Regions from separate parts of the Homo sapiens genome. Here region 1 is linked to region 2. The links are chromatin loops, found by intact Hi-C in ENCODE. Cell type or tissue: GM12878. All regions are shown on one strand.

Region 1 (8,000 bases), 80 kb after region 2:
TTTCCTAAAATGTTAGCTTAGGCTGTCTTTATGCTGTAATTATTTATATAGTCTGCCCATCAGTTCTTGGTGTGGGAAATGGTCTACCAAAGGTCAAATTAAAAGTAGTAGCTCATGCACTGATACTAGTATTTGACAGAACGAAAAATTAATGGTTGTCAGAACATTTCCTGAAATTGGCTCCAAGCAACTGAAATCTTTATTCTAAATCTGTGATTAATTGATTACTAAGGACATGGGATTCAGAGTTTCAGTGAAATATGGGTGCCTATGGCCTCTGAATAAAAGCTTCTTTGCAGCCATTGATAACTTCACAACTGAAAAGATGAAAATGAATAAATGGGAATTCATTCATTCATTCAATGGATATTATGTGCCAGGTTGTGTGCTAGGCACTGAGACACAAAAGTGAACAAGACGAAGTCCCCATCTGAAATAACTTAGAGCTGGAGGAGAAGACTGACATGAAAACAGGTTATAATACCACAAAAAGATGTAAAGATAACTTCAGGTTCCTGCAGCTAGACAAAATACTTGATGTCGTTTCTAAAGGTAATGTGGGAGATATCCTGCATGGGAATGGAAGTCAGGAAATCAAGGGAGAAAAAATATTTTGAGCAGAGCGCGCAGCATGAATGAAAGAAGCATTGCCAAAATAACGTCTCCTCTTTATTTTATACACATTGTTTTATTGTAGTTATCAGGTTATGTGCCATCTCTTTCTCTAAACCGCAGGGCCCTCTAGGCAAGGTACTTACTTTGTCTATATTTTTATGGTAGCTACCATAGTGCCTGGCACGCAGTATATTCTCAATAAACATTTGCTAAACTGAACTGAGAAGTAAGAAGCCAAGAGTTTACTAGCATTTAAAAAGAAAAAAATAGAAGTTTATTCAATAAAATATTTCAACCAATGTACCCAACACATACCAGGTTATATTTATGCTACAATATTGATCAGCCCTGCCCTCTGCACCCTAGAGTAACCCCAAAGCCTAAGCTGCCCCACCTAACTGGACCAGCTTTTTCTGTGTGTTCCAGCATGCTAAATAAACTTCACCATTTTCTATGTGAGTCATGACACGAACACGTTTGGAAAGCACTAAACTATTTATGGTAATTTCCACTGAGTTGTATTACTTTGCCTTGGGGCAGAGAATACAGAGTAGCCCACAGATGGAACAGAAAGAGAAGATACAGAAGGAACAGGGGGTTAGAGACAGACTGGCCAACAGATGGAGACACCATTCCCAGCCTAATTCTTATAGATTGGAATAAATTTTGTGGACTATACTGAAGTGAATGAGCTTTTACAAGAATGGCCACTGTAGCAGATGGCACTGGTACTCTGTTTCACATCCCCTTAGCCCACTTTTGATTTCAACCACAGCTCATACATGCTCATTTTCATGTAAGTACAGACTTACAGCACACTAGCAATGACCCACCTCAACAGAGCTCTGCAAGGTCTTTCTCCTTTGTGCCCAAGGGCCTTCTCTGAGGCCATAGGAGCCCAAGTACAAGCACGGCCTGAAAGTTGGTGAGTGGATAACCCTCAATCATGACAACAGGAGCCAGCGGGTAAACACTCAGCCTCTCCTCCTTCCAGTGGACAATTCCAGGAAGTATCCTCTGTGTTTCATGGGACATGCCAGCAGAATTGAACCACCGTTGCCTACAACAGTGATCTTGATGTTGCTTTTTGGTATTGTTACTGGCTTACTCTCTCTCCATTAATTTACTGTTTATTCCTGGGATCATCTCCTAACATACCACCTGCAGCCAAGTCCTTGTCACAGGCTCTGCTTTTAGGGCAACCCATCCATGAGAAAGATGCAGTAAAGTAACTTTTGAGAAATTATAAATTTTCTGCAAATAGTAATAAAAAAAACAGACATGAGAACTCAATACCTCAGTGCACAATGGTATAGGACAAGAACTATAAAACAAGCTAACCCTGGAAGAAGAGAAAGCCTGACCTAAGAGCATTCTCTTACCCCAAAAACATTTCCTCTGATTTCTTAAGGGCAAGGAAGTTGAAAACAAATGTCATAATCTCACCAAATAACATTTATATTTTGTTGCATATGTACACACATATAATTGTACACTACAGAGTATGTGATATGTACTATGTCATTTTCAGCTAAAATATTTAGCACCTTGCTAACATCCCTGGTTCAAGGTTTCTTCTTATGTATGGTCGTAGTTCAATTTCTCAAGTCTAGCTAATATTGCAGATGTGATTCTGGTGCTCAGAGCAAGCAAAGCCAGGGACAATGTCTGACAAATTCAATAATAATTTATGAATGAATGATTGATTGGTTTTTTAATATGATTAGCTCTCCTTGGATGCTTTCAGTCAGTTAAGTCATGAAAGTAAACACTTTCTGAGTTAACTGACTGAAAGGTGCCCAAGAGGTCTGAAGACAAAGAAGTTATGCACTTAAGACTGAGCCATGGGGAGCCCCACATTGACTGGATCACAGTTTATAAGGGATTCCTGAAATATGTTCATATTTGGCATACCCTTAAATAATCAAAAATTTAACTCACCTAGATATTTGAAAAATTGGAATCAATACATGAGGCAAAAGAGGAAAGGACAGACATGAGTGTAAGAACCATTTCAGTCTTCTTACATATTATTTATACTGCTATTACCATCAAAATGCTGACCACACTCCAAAACTATCTCACAAATTTCCCATAATCCCTCAGAGACACCAATCCCTAGATAAAAAGGCTTGGCTTAAATGCTTCCATTATATCTTTGTTTATAGATTTTGCTCATGCTGCATAACATTAAGATATTGACTGAGATATCTTTGCTTCAAATTTCCCCCCACTCAGAAAGCAGCAATAGTTTTCTCAGCCCAGCCCTAAAAGGAAGATCTTCTAGAGCAGAAAAGAGAGACAATTCTTAGTTTTGTTTCCCAAAATGAACTCTAGACTCTAATAGTAAATAAATAGTCTTGAATGCTGTATTAGTTTGCTAGGGCTGCCATAACAATATGCCACAGATTGGGTGGCTTGAATAACGGACATGTATTTCTTACAGTTCTGGAGGCTGGAAGTCCAAGATCAAGGTGTCAGCAGGCTTGGTTTCTTCTGAGGCCTGTTTTGTCTTGTAGACGGCTGCCTTCTCACTGTGGCTTCACATGACTTTTCTTTCTCACTGTGTCCTCACACACTCTTTGTTTGTGCATCTCTGCTGTATCTTTATGTGTCTAATTTTCTCTTCTTATAAGGACAACAGACAGATTGGATCTGGGCCCACCTTAAAGCCTCATGTTAACTTAATCACCTCTTCAAAGGCCCTATCACCAAGTATCATCACATTCTGAAATACTGAGGGTTAGAGCTTTAAAATATGACTTTTGGACGGACACATTTCCGCCTATAACAAACCCCAAGGCACATTTGACTTTACTTCTGAAGGAAAAAAAAAATACTAATTACAAAAATGTTTCCAAAAAGTTTGTTGCAAAAGGATATTGAGTCCCTGTCTCACAATGCCAGATTTAGCAAATAAAAATATAGAATATCAATTTAAATTTGAATTTCAGATAAATTTGAATTTCAGATAAACAAATAATTTTTTAGCATTAAGAAGTTCCACAAAATTTGGGGCATTCAAATTTAATTGGGCATTTTGTATTTTATCTGTGAATGTTAGTCTCAGATAAACAGGATGAAGAGCATGATAATGAGTCGTGTCATGGGTCCTACACTCTGTTCCACTGCAAGGTTAAATCCCTTGCACAGGAAACAACAGCACCCCCAACATGAGTTTGGGGGTCCCAAAGCAGAGAAAACTAGGTCCTGATTTGCATTTAGAATTCTGAGAGAAAACAGCTTTGCAGGGTGTAATGTGATGATACGGGACAGTGATTAGAATAGGAACAGTGGGTCACATCTAGAGACAGGGTCTGAGGTGGTGACCTCACCTTCCCCCATCATAGTACATACATCTTCTTTTTCTGTGGTTCCAAAACCAAAGGTTTCCTGTGATTGCAAGATAAATACAGAGGTTGGCTGAGTGTGGAGAGGCAGGCCTGAAATGGCCGCATGGTTTGAGTCAAAACTAAACATGTTTTAGACAACACTGTAACTGAAGTGTTTTAAAGTTTATACAGCAGTGGTGGTTACAGACAATGTGTCTAGAGGCAACCTAAAATCACCAGGGATGGTCTAGTCCAGGAAAAGCCATGCATATGGATGCCATTAACCAAGGATCAAAATTCTCTCCCCAGACCTCTCAATAGTATGTTAGCCCTTCTGCAATTTAGAAGCCCCACACCCCCAAAAGAACAGCCAAAGTCAAAGAGAGGTATTATAAAGTGACAGTCAAAGAGACATTAAGTTTAACCTGGAACTAGCTGAGCTTACCTTGAGTTTATCCATATTGTATTTCCATCTCAGCTGCTGGCAAATCAACATTCCCTATCATATATCATTAAAGTTGATTATTTGAACCTTAAAGCAAAACTTAACATTTAATTAAATTTCATTTCATTGCTCTACCATTTGAGATTTTTTTAAAATTGTAATCCTGCCACTTAATATCTATCCAAGAGGAATTCATTTCATATTCTAAACATTTTTTAAAATCTAGACACAATCTTTGTAAGAAGTTTCCTACAAAAGTGAGAGGTGAAGCCAGTTGGACTTCCTGGGTCATGTGGGGACTTGGAGATTTTTTGTGTCTAGCTAAAGGATTGTAAATGTACCAATCAGCACTCTGTGTCTAGCTAAAGGATTGTAAATGCACCAATCAGCACTCTGTAAAAACACAGCAATCAGAGCTCTGTGTCTAGCTAAAGGATTGTAAATGCACTATCAGCACTCTGTAAAATGGACCAATCAGCAGGACATGGGTGGGGACAAATAAGGGAATAAAAGCTGGCCACCCCAGCCAGCAGCGGCAGCCTGCTTGGGTCCCCTTCCATGCTGTGGAAGCTTTGTTCTTTCGCTCTTCACAATAAATCTTGCTTCTGCTCGCTCTTTGGGTCTGCGCCACCTTTAAGAGCTCTAACACTCACCGCGAAGGTCCGAGGCTTCATTCTTGAAGTCAGTGAGACCAAGAACCCACCGGAAGGAACCAACTCCAGACACATTTTGGCAACCATGAAGGGACTATTGCCTATCACCAAGCAGTGAGTACCATCGGACCCCTTTCGCTTGCTATTCTGTCCTATTTTTCCTTAGAATTCGGGGGCTAAACACCAGGCAACTGTTGGCCAGTTAAAAGAGACTAGTGTGGCCGTCAGACTGAAGACAGGGGTGTCAGGGTTTCTGGGAAAGGGCTCTCTGACAACCCCCGGCTCTTTGGAGTTGGGAGCATTGGTTTGCCTGGAACCAGCTTCCACTTTTCCTGTACTTCTGGGCTGAGCCGAGGGTCGACGGAGAGGAAAGCCATTCAGCTCTGGGGTCCAGACAAAAAGTTGGTTGACCCTGTAGCCATGTGTGGAACTTTCAAAGTCATGTCACCCAAGCGAAACTTGCCCATCTATCCTATCTAGCCTGACCCTCGCCTCTTGGGTCCTAATGCCAGTCAGACAAGCTTCCTCTTACCTCCATTCTCCGAGGCTAGTCCCACTTCTAAAAACCACTCCCTGTCTCTGGTGCTTTTCTAGTTTCTCCTATAAGAATGATTTCTAGTATAAACTTCAGGACTCTGTTACCTTCTTTAGGCACCTGGGCTTACCAATCAGAGGCATAATTTTTGCCCAAAGCCCTGTCGGGTGGGGACTATCTGGAATTTTAGGATCTCCCCTCAGACTAGAAGGCCTAACAAAAGCTATTCCTGAAGCTAGGATATGGGGAGTCTCAGAAATGATATCCTTCCTATCCATATGATGAGAAGTAGGACAAAAGGCGTCACTCTTCCAACCCTGGAGATCCCTTCCCTCCCTCAGGGTATGGCCCTCCACTTCATTTTTGGGGCATAACATCTTTATAGGACAGTGGTAAGGTCCCAATACTAACAGGAGAATGCTTAGGACTCTAACAGGTTTTTGAGAATGCATCGGTAAGAGCCACTAAATCCAATTTTTCTCGGTCCTCTTTGTGGTCTAGGAGGACAGGCAAAGGTGCAGGTTTTCAAGAAAGCATCAGTAAGGGCCACTAAATCCGACCTTCCTCGGTCCTCCCTGTGGTGTAGGAGGAAAACTAGTGTTTCTGCTGCTGCGTCAGTGAGCACAACTATTCTGATCAACAGGGTCCAGGGACCGTTGTGGGTTCTTGAGCAAGAAGGGTTTCTGCTGCTGCGTCGGTGAGTGCAACTATTCCGATCAGCAGGGTCTGGGGACCGTTGCGAGTTCTTGGGTAGCAGCAGGAAAACAAACAAACCAAAATCATGGGCAGATTTTTCTTTCACATGGGAAACACTCAGTCATCAACAGGCTCATCCTTGAAATGCATCCTAAGCCATTGGGACCAATTTGACCCACAAACCCTGAAAAAGAGGCAGCTCATTTTTTTCTGCACTATTGCCTGGTCCCAATATTCTCTCTCTGATAGGGAAAAATGGCCACCTGAGGGAGGTATAAATAACAATACTATCCTGCAGCTTGACCTTTGCTGTAAGAGGGAAGGCAAACGGAGTGAAATACCTTATGTCCAAGCTTTCTTTTCATTGAAGGTGAATCCACAACTATGCAAAGCTTGCAATTTACATCCCACAGGAGGACCTCTCAGCTTACCCCCATAGCCTAGCCTCCCTATAGCTCCCCTTCCTATTAATGATAAGCCTCCTCCAATCTCCCCTGCCCAGAAGGAAATAAGCAAAGAAATCTCCAAGAGACCAAAAAAACCCCCGGGCTATCAGTTATGTCCCCTTCAAGCTGTAGGGGGAGGGGAATTTGGCCCAACCCAGGTACATGTCCCCTTCTCCCTCTCTGATTTAAAGCAGATCAAGGTAGACCTGGGGAAGTTTTCAGATGATCCTGATAGGTACATAGATGTCCTACAGGGTCTAGGGCAAACCTTTGATCTCACTTGGAAAGATGTCATGCTATTGTTAGATCAAACCCTGGCCTTTAATGAAAAGAATGCTTTAGCTGCAGTCCGAGAGTTTGGAGATACCTGGTATCTTAGTCAAGTAAATGACAGAATGACAGCTGAAGAAAGGGACAAATTCCCTACTGGTCAGCAAGCCATCCCCAGTATGGATCCCCACTGGGACCTTGACTCAGATCATGGGGACTGGAGTTGCAAACATTTGTTGACCTGTGTTCTAGAAGGACTAAGGAGAATTAGGAAAAATGAATTATGCAATGATGTCCACCATAACTCAGGGAAAGGAAGAAAATCCTGCCTTCCTCAAGTGGCTATGGGAGGCCTTAAGAAAATACACTCCCCTGTCACCTGACTCACTTGAGGTTCAATTGATCCTAAAAAATAAGTTTATTACCCAATCAGCCACAGATATCAGGAGAAAGCTAAAGTGAGCCCTGGGCCCTGAACAAAATCTGGAGGCATTATTAAACCTGGCAACCTCAGTGTTCTATAATAGGGACCAAAAGGAACAGGCTGAAAAGGAAAAGCAAGATAAGAGAAAGGCCGCAGCCTTAGTCATGGCCCTCAGACAAACAAACCTTGGTGTTTCAGAAAGGACAGAAAATGAAGCAGGCCAGTCACCCAGTAGGGCTTGTTACAAGTGTGGTTTTCAAGGATACCTTAAAAATACTGTCCAACAAGAAACAAGCTGCCCCCTCGCTCATGTCCACTATGCCGAGGCAATCACTGGAAGGTGCACTGCCCCAGGGGACAAAGGTTCTCTGGACCAGAATCCCCCAACAAGATGATCCAATAACAGGACTGAGGGTGCCCGGGGCAAGCGCCAGCTCATGTCATAACCCTCACTGAGCCCCGGGTACATTTAACCATTAAGGGCCAGAAAATTGACTTCCTCCTGGACACTGGCGTGGCTTTCTCAGTGTCCTGTCCCGGACAGCTGCCTCAAGGTCCATTACCATCCAAGGAATCCTGGGACG
Region 2 (8,000 bases):
TGGGTGACATAGAAAGATTCCATCTCTCATAAAATAAATTAAATTTTTAAAAATAAATTGTTCAAGGATTAGAGTAAGTTAAAGAATGAAAAGAATGATATATACCATTGTAGTAGCATTTGTATAAAGTTTAAGAAAACACGTTAGAAAACTGTACCTAATTTTTATGAATACATGCATGTTTAGTGAAAGCTAATAAAGTACTCAAGCATTCTTTTAACTCTATTTCCAGAACTGGCAATACTTTTTCACAGAAATATTTCAAGCAAAGAAGCAATATGGATGAAATATCTTAATCAACTCAATGCATTTTCCTGATTCAAAGTGCATTGATTATGCATCAACACTAAAATGTTTAAGCAACATATTCATCTAAATATCTCTTTCATTAGTTCATTGCTCTCCATCTTTGCTAGCTCACAGACTGAAAGGCATGAACACTCTCCAGTGAGTTATTGGGACAAACCCTTCAATGGACACTACTCACTCATGCTTGCTCTCCAGTCTTTTCAAATAATGTTTTATGAGCACTCTCACATGCTCTTAGTTTACAGATGAGGAAACTCAGGCCCAGGGAAGTTTATTAACTTGAGACCGCATGGAGAGGTGATGGTTGAGTCTGAAATTGAGCCAAACTTCTATTTCGCATGCCACAGTACCTTGAAGTGTAATGTGAAGAGGATGAGTTGGGAACACTCAGATAAAATATGAACCATTATTTTTGCACCAGGCAAAGGGAATTTAGGATAAAGAACACCATGTATTTTGGTCCTCATTTCTTATTTTAAACTAGTAAAATTTGAGCATTTTAACAGTGTCTTAGATAAGAAATAATATACCAAAGCGGTTTTTGTCCCATATAATTGGTTTCTACCTTCAGGTTGTAAAGCTGAATTAGTATATAAAGTATCATACTCCAAAGATCACTCAGAATGGCATTGTCCTATTAATACACTATAATGTTTCTAATCTTCAACCATCCAGGCAATTTAATGGTTTCAATAACTTTCTAGAGGTGACAGTAATGCATATATGTTCAGAAACAATACAGCATTTGAAAGTTGGGGCACATAAATTTTAATGCATGTATTTAGAAAATATATAATTTACTTCTAAGTATGTTTTTATTTGAAAAAAATGAAGGGATGATGGTGCAAAAATAAAAATAAAAGGTTTAAACAAAATATAAATATGTAAGCCTTTACAAGAATTACAATGTATCTAGCAGATTAAGTTCTCCAGAATTATTATTATGTCTCCTATATATCATTCTCAAAACTAAATACTCCATTACATAAGTTTTATGTACATATGTTACATTTGTATTTTGGCTAATCAAGTCTATAAATGATGTGTTTCCTCTGTCCAATATATATATAAGCAGGCAGTTTTTATAAATCAAATGGTTAAAGATAAAGCAATTTTACTACATTTGTAGAAAAACCCTATAGCAAATTTTTTTAATCCTCCTTTGTTTCAACAATTTTGGACTTTTGTATAATAGATTGGTACAATTACTTTACAAAGCAAATCACACTAGAATTGAATCCATAGTAACAATGAAATAAATATAATATTTGACTGAATGCATCAATTCACTTAATTCCTAGAATTTTACTTAGCTGAGCTCTGATCAGGAAGTGAAGAATATAAGTTTAAAAATGTTTTCTGCATGTAGTGGCATTTATAACATCGTCCTTCATACTCAAAGGTGATGCAATTGCTGTGGACTGCAGTCTCTAGGGCAAGTGCTGCTGTGGAGACTGATGGATAAACAATAGCTTGTTCTACCCTTTGCATGTGTGAAAACTGTTTCTTAATTTGAGGTTTGAACCATTGGCAGGACTGTCATTCTGATCAAGTCTGCCTTTTAGAGCCTCTGCTGGCCCCATTCTGGAAGGGCACACACCCCAGGCCCGGATGTCCACCACAGCCATTTTCAGCTCTCTCTTTAAGCTACAGTTCTTACGTGCAGTAGACAGAGAGTGCTGAGAAGGGATCAAGATATCCTAGGAGTATAAAGCATCACAAGAGAGTCATACGGATCAGTGATCCTCCAAGTGTGGTCCCTAGATCAGGAGCATCGCATCACATGAAAACTTGTGTTAAAAGAAAAACCTTAGACAAATCAAATGTAACAGAGTTTAATTGAGCAAAGAATGATTCACAAATTAGGCAGCCTCCCAAGCCAGAGTATGCTCAGAGAGTCCAGTGCAGCCACTTGGTGGAAGATTTATGGACAGCAAAAGGAAAGTGACTAACAAAAAAAAACAGAAGTGAGAGACAGAAACAGCCGGACTGGTTACAGCTTGATGTTTGCCTTATTTTGAACAAGGTTTGAAGAGTTGGCCCCCTTTGATTGGCCAAACTCAGTGATTGGCACAAGAGTAGGTTACTGTCTGTTCATACATCCAGTAAGGTTATAGTTTACTATGCACGGAGAAACCTTTAAGCTGAACTTAAAATATGCAAGGAGACAGCTTTAGGCTAATACTTGTTAGAAATGGAAATTCTTGGGTTTCACTTCATACCTACCAAATCATAAACTCTGGGGGTGGGCCCAACAATCTGGGGTTTATTAAGTCCCCCAGCTGAATCTAATGTACATTAAATTTGAGAACTACTGATGTATAAAAATAGTAAACCAATTAGAAATTTGTACAAGGCAGCTGAGAATGTTTGAGTTTGGCACTTACATGCAAAAAAGTATCCAGTAAAATAATACCACAACTACTCACACACACACAGTTTATTGATATTTTAAAAAATAATCTTTATTGACATACCATGCCATGAAAGATATCTTTATTAACAATAACCAAGAAGAAGATTAAACTCATGATATGAAAAGAAATGCTGGAAGAAACAAATGCTTCAATTTGATAAAAACAAACAAAAAATATAATTTCTGTTTTAGATGAAAATAGTATGTAATTTAAGTCTATAATTATGTAAATTATCAAGTGTCTACCGTATGTAAATTCTGTAACATTAACACAGAAAGATTGTGTTATTTTCTGTGTCTGCAGGACATTGTTGTATAAAATGTGTCTGCAGGACATTGTTGTATAAAAAAGGGTAAATTACAAATATTAGGAGTGTTATAGGTTTATTTATATTTTAAAAAATCAACAAACTGGCCGGGCATGGTGGCTCACTCCTGTAATCCCAGCACTTTGGGAGGCCGAGGTGGGTGGATCACAAGGTCAGGAGATCAAGACCATCCTGGCTAACACGGTGAAACCCCATCTCTACTAAAAATACAAAAATAGCCAGGCGTGGTGGGCACCTGTAGTCCCAGCTACTCGGGAGGCTGAGGCAGGAGAATCGCTTGAACCAAGGAGGCGGAGGTTGCAGTGAGCCGAGATCATGCCATCGCCTGGGCAACAGAGTGAGATTCTGTCTCGAAAAAAAAAAAAATTCACAAACTAAAAATTATATGTGCTTACTTTCCTGGAGATTAGTGAGAGAATATGAAAGTAATGACAGAGGAGTTTCACTTTTTACTCTGCATTCTTCTCTATAATTTGGATGTTTATAATAACATGTAGTTGTAGATTACTTTAAAATGTATTTAAATATAAAAAATTAAAAGAGGTCAATCAGGAACATGCTACAAAAATTTACATGTTGTAAAGGTCTGGACTAGAAACTTTGGCACTTAGAATTGATAGATACAGGAAAAAATCCCAAAGGAATATAAAACAAGTGATTATGAATGAGCAGCGAAACAGATGGAAGAGACGATGTGACACCAGGATTTCAAATCTGAATGACTAAAGGACAATATGTCCTGCAACATGTCAGAAGGCAGAGTATAATAACAGTTAAGAGTGACAGCATCTCATTAGGAAGTTATTTAACCTCTCTATGCCTCAATCTCCTCATTTGTAAGTGAGAATAATAATAATTTCCTTATAGCCTTGTTTCAAGATTAAGAAGAATGCTGCATGTAAAGTGCTTTATGTCTCGACACATTCATGCTCAATAAATAGTAGAGATTTTAAGATAATTAATTGAAGGCAGATATTATCAATTTTGTTTTAGGCATGTTGGATTTGAGGTCATGCTGGGACACGAGTGAATATGTGAGCATGACCTTATTTCTTTGTTTGTATTAACAGTTTCATCCCAAGTGACTCTTCTGTCCTGCCTGCTGTTCTGGACTAGGACATGCTGCCACCAGGTGGCAGTAGGCCATTTTACTAATCCAAAAAGGGAAAGGAGAGCTGTCCTGTGATTAACTGGACGTGCTTTATTTTATGAAAAAGGCAGTGAGCCTTAAAAAAAAAAATTGCAGTATAAATGAATATCAACATTTACATAAGATAAATATCTTAAATATTAATCAAAATTTAGGGAAATCAACATGTAAATAGATGTGTTACCTCAATTAAGGTTTTGTCATTTCATCTAATAGAATCTTATTGTGCCTCACTGACGTGTACAAACTAGGTTCCTAGGTAACTCATAATTCTTATCAGATGAAGATAATTGCCTCTTACACTTTTTAAAGAGAAAACTCATGCCCAGCAACTGATGGCTAGGATTTACAAAAGTTAACATATGACTTCTTTTTATAATGTCTCCTTAAGACCAAGGCAGTCAGCCTTCAAGTACTATAGACAGATCCTAAAAAAATAAACTCTTAAGACTAGTTCCAGGAAAAAAAAAAAACATCCTTCCAGAAAATGCAGAAAGGAAACTGGGTCGATCAACTTGGCCTAACCAGTCATAGGGAAAGTAAGCTAGGATGATTTCCCTGTGGGAGCTCAGGGTTAGCAGTGTCTTTCATGTTTTCATCACAGTTACACATGTTATAATGGGTAAAACACCTATTGTCCTCATGAATGTGACTTGGCAGGCATCGCTGTCACCCACATTGGCAAAACACCTTCAATTTGCAGGGCACACTCATAACCACATTTAGTCATTTATGGTATCTAAATGAAAGGCTTGATTCATGCCCCTTGAACTATTATGGTTCGGTATGACTCACCTGCATCTACCTGTGTTTCCACAACACTATGAAGAAAATCTCTGTGAGAGTTCTTCCTGTCAAGGTAATTATTTCCCTCCCTTTCCACAAAACCTTCTTCGGCTCAGTATCCCCTTGGTTCCCAGGAAGTTAGCCCTGCTACTCTTTCCCACTCACATGGAATGATAAGGACAAAGAAAAAAAATAATGCTCGCAATTATTTTGTTATTCATTCCTTCCTTTCCATTTCCCTCACCATAACCCTTGTCTAATTCAACATCGCCTCTTGGATTATGGAAATATTTTACTGCCTGTTCTCTTTAACATTAACAATTTATATTTACTGATCACATAAAAGGAGGCAGGCACTGTTGCTACAAGCTTTACATGCATTTATCTCAGACTCTCCCCCTTGCTCACACCACCACCACTAGATTTATCATCTCCCCACATACACATAAATAAGGGGTATTTTGCTTATGGAGTAAAACCTCTATTAACCTGGAAATTCAGGCCTTCCACCATCTGGACACAAGCCACTTCTTCAACTTTATCCTCCCTATATCAGCCCTCTGTTCTAGCTAAATTCACACTGCTATCACTACTTATACTGGCAATACTAAAACTTGACTGCTCAGAATTCCTACAGTATTCAGTGACTACTCCTCTGTTTTGATATGTAGCATACAAAAGCTAGCGATGCATTTTAAATTCTTGTTTAGATTATTCTTTGTTTACACTTGAAGCTACAGACCTCCCCAGCATAAGGACAGAGTCTGATAACTTCACATATCTGTGGCATGAAGCACTGGCCACATGCCCTGTGGAGCTGTTAAATAAATACTTGTTGATGAAACATTAATACATTGTACTTCAATTTGGGCATTTTATATAGTCTTCTGGTTTATACTGAACATTGAACTTTAGATAATGCCTGTGTTTTTGTGTAATCTTTTATTTGAGCTTGCCACATAGCTTGCAGTATAAAGTGTTTATGGGAGAAGGCTTATCTGCTATGGACCAGTTGCAACACAGTTTCTAATGTTAATTGGCCTTAGACCACAGATTTCAATCTGACCTCTCTCTTTTCCCCCAAAGAGAACACTTTCATGTGAATGTAAAGATCAAAAATGAAATTGATTTTTCTGTCCTTTAAAACACAAGCATATCAGGGCTGTACACATGTAAAAAATTTGTGATAAAGTGACAATGTCAAATTAAGTATCAGAGGTAGGACTTGCAGTCACATAGAAATCCTTTGCTTGGGTCATTTGATAAAGCTTTTTTGTTGCTGTTATTCACCTTTATAGTCATCATAAATGAGAAATTTTGAAGGAATTTCTTTAGAGGGGAAGTCAGGTGAACTCATTTGTGCTTTCTTCACTGGGGGAGGTGACTATTTATAAAAGAATCTTGTTATAGTCTGAATCCACTTCCCTGAGTCTGGTAATCAAAAGTATGCAATTCCTCACAAGAAGTTTACAAAGAATACAACAAAGTTCATATAAATATTCAATCTCAGGGCACTTTTTTTGTTTCAAAACTATCCTCTATTTGGGGAAGAGGAAAAGACAGCTAATATTGATTTCTCTTTTAAAATAAAAAACAAAATGTGTGCCTATATAATGACATTTCCAATCATCAAGCCTGAAATAAAAATGTAAATTTTAATGCATCTGCTTTGATTTTGTACAACATTTGTGATAATGTTTGTCCCAGAAACTAGAAGAATATGGATGGGTTAGAGTTGAAAGCTTTAATCATTAATTTCTATCTTTGTCACATCCAAAGAAAGTAAATGCACTTGATCTTATGATGCCTAGGAAAATGCCTTATTTTATAAAATACCACAAATGTTCATTCCTATTCTCTATACGAATAAGCTTTGGGGCAGTACTATACTTCTTACATGGGACACTATATGGTTATACAGGACACTAATTTCAGAAATGACAGTCCCAAAGACCAAAGACCAAACTCAAGTCCCAACTCAAATACCAAATTTGAGTTTAGTCAGCTAGTAGTCATTGTGTGTAAACCATTCAAGAAGGGTCAATAATGTCAAGTGCAGCCTGCTCTGTATTCCCTGGATCCAGGTTTCTCTTGCAAAAAGTAAAAAAGAGGGAGCATCTTTCTTCCCTTTTCCTATACTAGAGGTGATATTCAAAATATTTTATGACTGCTATAGCACACACACACACCATCAGAAAAGACACCAGCAAAACTAGAGGCTTATGTCTAAGCTTCAGCCCTGGGGCTTATCATTTTAACACTCAGTGATGCACTATGATGTCACTGAGCTTCATTAAATCTCTTATCTCAAATAAAATATTGTAAACATCTTGAAGGTATCTTAACTTCATTACCTACAAGGTACTAATCATATCATTTTCTATGTGCTGAAATACATTAGAAACATTAATTTTATACTAACAATATGGAGAAAAGATAAAGCAAAAGAAGGGTATATAACTTTTCCTTTGAAAATCTTAGAGTATCAAGGGAGAGATAAAAGACCACTTTAAGTAACAAATCAAAAAAGAAAGTGATGAAACAGGAATTTAAAAATCATTTAATCATCAACAGTGTGTAGTAGGAAATTAACCATAGGCTATAAGGAGGATGGAAGTGTTCTTTTAAAAAAATATACTTTGAAAGGATTTGAAAGAGATACAGAAATCTAAAAAAATGAAAGACAAGGGTATGTGCACAAGTGAAGAAACCAAAAAGGTATTTGTGAGCAGATTGGTTTAATGAACAGCAGTGGTCAGGGAAAAAAAAAAAACCCAAGAAATATGGGCCTTTGATGTTTACAGATAATTCCATGTGGAAACTAACTCCATGGAAGAAGTAGATCTTTGGTAAATTTGAAAACTACAAAGGAGAGTTTTAAGATACTCCATTTAATATTTAACACAAAAGGAGTTTTAAGCCCTGAGCTCACCAGCAATATGAGGGAAAAAATGTGACTTGTTCTTTAAAAATTGTTTCACAAACAAATATGAGATGGAGATGTGGAGGG

Evidence for each region. A loop is a pair of places that touch in the nucleus more often than their neighbours do. Peaks named below come from ENCODE experiments on the same cell type or tissue, not always from the same donor. Only the 100,000 strongest peaks of a DNase experiment are listed, where the experiment ranks them.
Region 1: it touches region 2 in a loop (4-fold over the local background); 94 of 110 quality-filtered maps call a loop at or near these places.

The regions. Positions count from the first base shown.
Region 1 is chr6:116,086,444-116,094,443 of GRCh38, forward strand. It overlaps a transcript of FRK not described here. Among named protein-coding and RNA genes, the nearest start is that of NT5DC1, 10 kb to the right of the region's middle. RefSeq lists enhancers at 1,044-1,223, 1,234-1,283, 2,341-2,510, 3,884-4,093 and a silencer at 4,703-4,948. In GM12878, no CTCF peak of the experiment used is centred here; DNase peaks (open chromatin) are centred at 1,368 and 3,948; H3K4me3 peaks cover 764 bases; H3K27ac peaks cover 4,857 bases.
Region 2 is chr6:116,006,808-116,014,807 of GRCh38, forward strand. The region is part of intron 1 of FRK (fyn related Src family tyrosine kinase); the gene reads right to left. Among named protein-coding and RNA genes, the nearest start is that of FRK, 50 kb to the right of the region's middle. RefSeq lists an enhancer at 1,997-2,276. In GM12878, a CTCF peak has its summit at 4,176 (motif pointing right); DNase peaks (open chromatin) are centred at 2,314, 4,195 and 4,884; H3K4me3 peaks cover 277 bases; H3K27ac peaks cover 3,131 bases.